2 separate regions of the Homo sapiens genome follow, and region 2 is linked to region 1. Evidence: chromatin loops called from intact Hi-C (ENCODE). Cell type or tissue: heart right ventricle. All regions are shown on one strand. Each heading gives the region's core, and the rest is flanking DNA. Links, peaks and the distances in the headings are about the cores only.

Region 1 (2,923 bases), core at 191-2,690:
ACTTCCCAATTGTGAAAAAAATTATCTTGTGATCTTCTTGTTAAGGGTTTATTTATATACGGAATAATTTGTTGTGGAGCTAAAGAATTGGGGTGTTGCATATTGTTATTTTTAGGGCTCTGTATCAGTTCACCCTTTCACCAGTGTGGTTCCTGGCTAACTTTCCCATGAGTTTTTAACCTCTTGCTAGGCTCTGCTTATGTAACAGGAAACAGGCTGTCAGGAACAAACAAACAGGAGCCTATCAGGCGCACACTTAGTAGCAAATGATTTAGTTTGCTCTGTCCTTCACCCTCTTAAAGTAGGGTGATACGCAGACTCAACTTTAAGTCTTTTGGCATGGTGCTCTTAGGTTATAATAATGTAACTTCAATTTTTGAAAGGCAAAATATTTTACCAAGACCATGATTTAATCCAGGCAGTGGAAAAGATGAGCTTATTATAAGGTGAACTTTGCGGTGGTGTCATGTCCTGGGACTGTGGTTTTAAGTATATCTTCGCTTTTTCTCCAACTCTTAAGGCAGGGGTGATGTGCAAGCTCCAGGAAAGAGATGAAATCGGACGAATTGAACTAGTCCAGAAGCTGGCAAAAGAAAACTATCAGTTTTTGCAGACGGACAAAAAAGAACAGGAGAAGTCTGAACACGTAAGCCTTTTGCCTCTTGGGGATGCAGGTTTGAAGGGGTGGAAAATGTTTTTGCCTGATTGCATGTTTGAACGAAAGACTATTTTATTTTAAATTCTTTAGGTTTTGGGGGTTTTTTTCCCCCCAAGAGCATCCTCCTTAGTAAAAATGACAGCTGCTCATAGCTCTAAGCAAGTGGCTTATGACACAGGATTTATAAGAGACTCTTCTCAAAAGTAAATTATGTAGAAATATGAGAATACATTTAAGCAAATATGAATCCTTATCTATTTATGATCCTGCTTGGGTGGCTTTCAAGTTTGATTTTGGAAGTTTTGCCTTATCATATAGTTTGTAGAACATGAATTTTGAAAAAACATTTCAACATATTTTTATGTTTAGTACAGAGGTGGATCTAGTTGCCAAATGAATGTGTCCTAAGTCACTAGAAATAGATGAAAACACAAAAAGAGATTATAGATGCTCTCACCAAGTGGGAGGGTCAGAAGGGAGTTTTCCCAGTATCTTATGAAGGCTTGTGTTCCAACAAGAGTTATATTGTTTGAATATAGTTAAAGCTGGAGGAAAGGGACGTTCCGCTTGGTCCTCCTGAAAGCAGTTATTCAGATTGAGCCTTAGAACTGAGAGTGCTGCCGTCATGCTGGGAAGACAATGGGACCACTTTCTTGTGCCACACATTGTTATCTGTTGACTTGGTTGTTGTTGGTTATGAGACTTCACTCTCAGTGCTGCACTATCCAGGATTGCTCATGAAGGGGAAAATTCCTCTGCGCTTATACATGTGTTTCTCTGACTTTAATTTTTCCTTGAGATTTTGTTTTCAACCCTTTCCAAGGGGGAAAACATTGCTTCATGCTTTTTCTCCTCCAAGTCTATTAATACAAATGGCAGGGTTTTACTGAGAAGGAGAGGAGGTAAGATGCTCAAGTCTGGCTGGCTGCTTAGTTTAATAACATAGCACTTCTCTAACAGTGAGACATCGAATTGTAACAGTTGGTGTCTCAAGAAAGAGAATAATTAGGCAGTTTCAAAGCGTTGTGATTGAACTATTTCAGAGGCGACTATTGACTTTAAGTGTGGATGTAGGTCTCAGGCAACCTTCACTTTGCTTGGAACTATTGAAAACTTTAGCACCTTGTTCAAGTTGTTAAAAGCACCCTGAAGTTTGACTATATCATAGACTGACGCCTAACCTCTGCTGTGTCCTTAGGATATTTGAGTATCCTAGTGTGCAGCTTAAATTTTTCAAAAATTTTCCTTTTGATTCATTTTAATTAGATGAGCAACAGTTTTCATATGCCATATTTTATTGATTTCAAGATGCACATTTCCCCCACAATAGTCTTAACAATTGATGATATGAAAACATGTCATAGTTTAATTGTGAGCATTTTTCTTTCCTTATGGTTCTTAAAATGAATGCTGTATCTTACAACTGATTGCAAGTTAGGTCCAGTAAACCAGTAACAACTTCAGGTATGGTAAGATCTTTCAAAAATCAAACAGTAGAACAGTAGGGTACCACTTCACCAAAGTTAGAGATCATAAGCTTTAGGCTTATGATTAAGGCTTATGACAAAACAACTTTGCACTTATTAAAAAGATACCTCTGTGTTGTCTTTGTTGTATATTTAGTTCAGTCCAGAATATTATAAGTAGTCACGGCCAATGAGATTATAATACTCTTCAAATCTGTAACTATAGAAATCTACACTTCCTGTGTCCTTGTGTTCTCACTGGGTGAGAGGAGGGGGTAGGGATAGCATTAGGAGATATACCTAATGTTAAATGACGAGTTAATGGGTGCAGCACACCAACATGGCACATGTATATATATGTAACAAACCTGCACATTGTGCACATGTACCCTAAAACTTAAAGTATAATTAAAAAAAAAAGAAATCTACATTGGGGCTGATAATTGTAAAGGCTTTTAACATGAGGCAGAAATTTAGTGATTGAAGATTTGCAGCTTTGCTCTGGTTATCTGCTCTGTCACCTTTAAACCTTCATTTCACTTGTAAAACAGAACACTAACATTTTTTACTTCTTGCGTGACTGTCATATCATGGGTGCATTAACAGCTCTGAAACGTTTTTGTTTCTGAGAGGAAAGATGGTGTGTAAATAAACATTGGAATTATGACTTTTTCTATGTAGACTTTCCTGTGAAGCTTAAAATAAGGAAAGGAATATTAGGGATCTTTCTTTCTAGTGATAAATATAAACAAAGCCATTCTGTCATCTCCCTTCTGCAGGATGACACCAGTGGAATCTT
Region 2 (2,923 bases), core at 305-2,804, 160 kb before region 1:
ATTAATCTGGCAGCCAACACCTTATCACCTGCCTCCCCCGATCGTGAAATCAGTCCCTGTCTGTGTGTAAACTCAGGTTATTCTTAGCTGAGGAAAATTATGAATATATGTGATTCATGTATGTAACTGTTAAAAGTATTACTGTAATGCCCTTTTGCTAACTTGAATCTTGTCTAAAGTGTTATCACTAGGGGCATTTTGATGTCTGCCACCTAATCTCTTAGAATAGAGTTTTATTTTTTCTGATTAAGTGTGCCTGTCGCATAAATCCATGGTTTAATAAAGACTGGATATGTTTTTGACTTTTTTTTAAGAGAAATGTTTGTGCCTGGTCTGATAAAAAGATGCCACTCACCTCTTCAACAATGAGATGCTTTTTTGGACTATTTTTCCTGGTGTCTATTGGGAGTAATGATGCATATATGAAATGGCTTGGCTTGGCTGAGTGGGAGCTGTAGAACTGCTTTTGGAACAGTGCAAAACTAACTCACCTAAATATGCTCCAAACTGAAAACCTGGGCTCACTGGCATTTTTCTCTAATGGAGGTAATTATCCAAAGACAAACTCATACACACCAACAAAACCCTGGAACAACAACAGTGGTTAAGACCCCACCTCTATTTAGAGCTCTCAAAGATTCAGATGCTGTGCTAAGCAATCTACACGTGTGAAGTGGTTCCTGTAGATTTGGTACTCCATTATACCCACATAACCGATGAGAAAACTGAGGTATAGAGAGGCAAATCATACAGCTAGAGCCAAGATTTAGGCAGATTCCATTCAGTTTTTAGTCCTCTGAATCACCATGATTCCCAGTCAAGTGACACAACCTCAGCTGCTTACAGGGGCCTGCAGGCAATTTAAGTGAGTGAGGTCAGCTGGTGCAAGAAAATGGGGAGTGGTGGGACTGTAGCAAATGGAGAGAGCCTAACCTAATGAAAGAGAAGCTGCTACTCACATCTGGCAGGCAAGCAGGCCCAGGGCAGCCAGATCTTTTGATTATCCACAGCAGGCAAAAATCTAGAGTTCAATGAGAAACCTTCCAATTTTTAAATGTTGGCATATAATTTTATAAAATCCTTCTGCATGTCAACAGCACATACTTATAGTTCATGCTGAGCCCATGGGCTGCTGTCTTCCACCTCTACTACTCTGACTCCCACCACACAGAGCCTCGGCTGCAATGTACTTGTTCTTAAATGTTACCTTCTCCATGGAAGTGCTCCTGGGTTCTGAGCTCTACTTCTTGATTCAGCTTTGTGAGCACATGCTGTTGAAGCCTGGAGGAGTGGGTGAACCCACCCGGATCAGTGCCCTATGGGCACTTTACATGCTCAAGTGCCAATTGCCTCTTTAAGCTTTCCTATACTCTCCCTACTGTGACTTAGACCTTCTTTGCCTGAGTTCTCGTGAAGCCATGAACTGCAGTTGGTTGTATTATATCTCCCTCTTACCTAGCACATTTCTGCTTTCTCTCTATTACAGTCTATTGGCCTATTTCTCCCTATTACAGTCTAGAGGCCTATTAGAGTCAGCCTCTTGGAGACAGATCCAAAGTCTTATAAATTACCCCATTTTTCCTGCCTTCCTCCAAGGCTGAGCTCATTTCTTAATAGGTTCACCTTAAATATTTATTGAATTAAACATAAAAATTGCAGTATACATAAAGCTTGTGTTTCTATGACTGTGAGATAGGAGACAAGTTCAGTTGCTTTAATAAAGACCTAAACAATTCAGTTACTTTGCCTCTGCAAAACTCAGTTTTCTCATCTGTTAAATATTAATTATTTAATACCCAAGTAAAAGAATCACTTAATCGATGTAGATTGCTTAGCACAGCACCTGATGCATCAGAGGCACTCAGTAGAGGTTAGTTCTTGCTGTGACTGAACTTTCACAAATCACACACGAGATTTAATAGAGTAGAGCCAGGAGTAACCAAACACCAGAGGGTCTTATTACAGATGGTCCTCACATCATGGATTGGGGTCTTCAGGAACTCATAAAAGGTTTCTTTCAACTTAAGACAACAGCTAGAGTTCTGTATATATTTTTACTGTCAACTCGAATTGTTTATTTGGACCTAGTTAATACACATTTTTTCTTTCATCACAGAAATATGCATGAATCCAAATCTAAATGCATGAATGAATGTGCTAATTACTCTCTGTTATGGACTGAATTGTATCCCTCCCAAATTTATATATTGAACTCCTAACCCCCAGTACCTCTGAATGTGACTGTATTTGGAAATGGGGCCTTTAAAGAGGTAATTCAGGTTAAATGAGGTCATATGAGTGGGCCCCAATCCAATCTGATAGCTGTCTATATAAGAAGAGGAAATCTGGACATACGTAGAAACACCAGGGTAAGGGTCATGTGAGGAGATGGTGAGAAGGTGGTCATTGGCAAGCCAAGAAGAGTGACTTCCGGAGAAATCAAACCTGCTGATACCTTAATCTGTACTTCTAGCATCCAGAACTATGAGAAAATAAATTTCTGTTGCTTAAGTCACCCCATCTGTAATATTTTGTTATATAGGGAAGGAAAAAAAATCCTTTTCTTTCTACCCCTCCAAGCTCTCAGCTATACCCCCATAGCAAAAGACAGAATAACAAGAGAGAAACATTTTATTTACAATATATAAATATTTATGTTTCATGAAAGAGGAAGCTTCATAAGGAAATGACCCCCCAAAAGCAGTTAGAATTGAATGCTTATAAACTGAATTGGACAAAGAGTAGTAAATTATAAAAAGGTGATAAGACAAAGGGGCTTAGAAGAGGGTAGTTAATCATAGAGAAATGGCTAGGAAGATAACAGTTAGTTTAAAAAGGTTTGTTTGTGCTGATTTCTCTCAGTTTAAACTTCCGGTCCTTGAGGATGAGAATGTTACTTTCCTTCTGGTATAGGGAGGACAGT

What was found. Hi-C counts contacts between places; a loop is a spot of excess contacts. Peaks named below come from ENCODE experiments on the same cell type or tissue, not always from the same donor. Only the 100,000 strongest peaks of a DNase experiment are listed, where the experiment ranks them.
Region 2: a loop joins it to region 1, with 2.0 times the contacts of the local background. A loop is called at or near these places in 1 of 110 quality-filtered maps.

The regions. Positions count from the first base shown.
Region 1 is chr7:22,217,589-22,220,511 of GRCh38, reverse strand. It overlaps RAPGEF5 (Rap guanine nucleotide exchange factor 5), which reads left to right. Exons shown (of 26, transcript NM_012294.5): 9 at 521-646. Among named protein-coding and RNA genes, the nearest start is that of RAPGEF5, 140 kb to the left of the region's middle. In heart right ventricle, for the core only: no CTCF peak of the experiment used is centred there; a DNase peak (open chromatin) is centred at 1,276; H3K4me3 peaks cover 2,500 bases; H3K27ac peaks cover 2,500 bases.
Region 2 is chr7:22,373,534-22,376,456 of GRCh38, reverse strand. No RefSeq gene overlaps it. Among named protein-coding and RNA genes, the nearest start is that of RAPGEF5, 18 kb to the right of the region's middle. In heart right ventricle, for the core only: no CTCF peak of the experiment used is centred there; no DNase peak of the experiment used is centred there.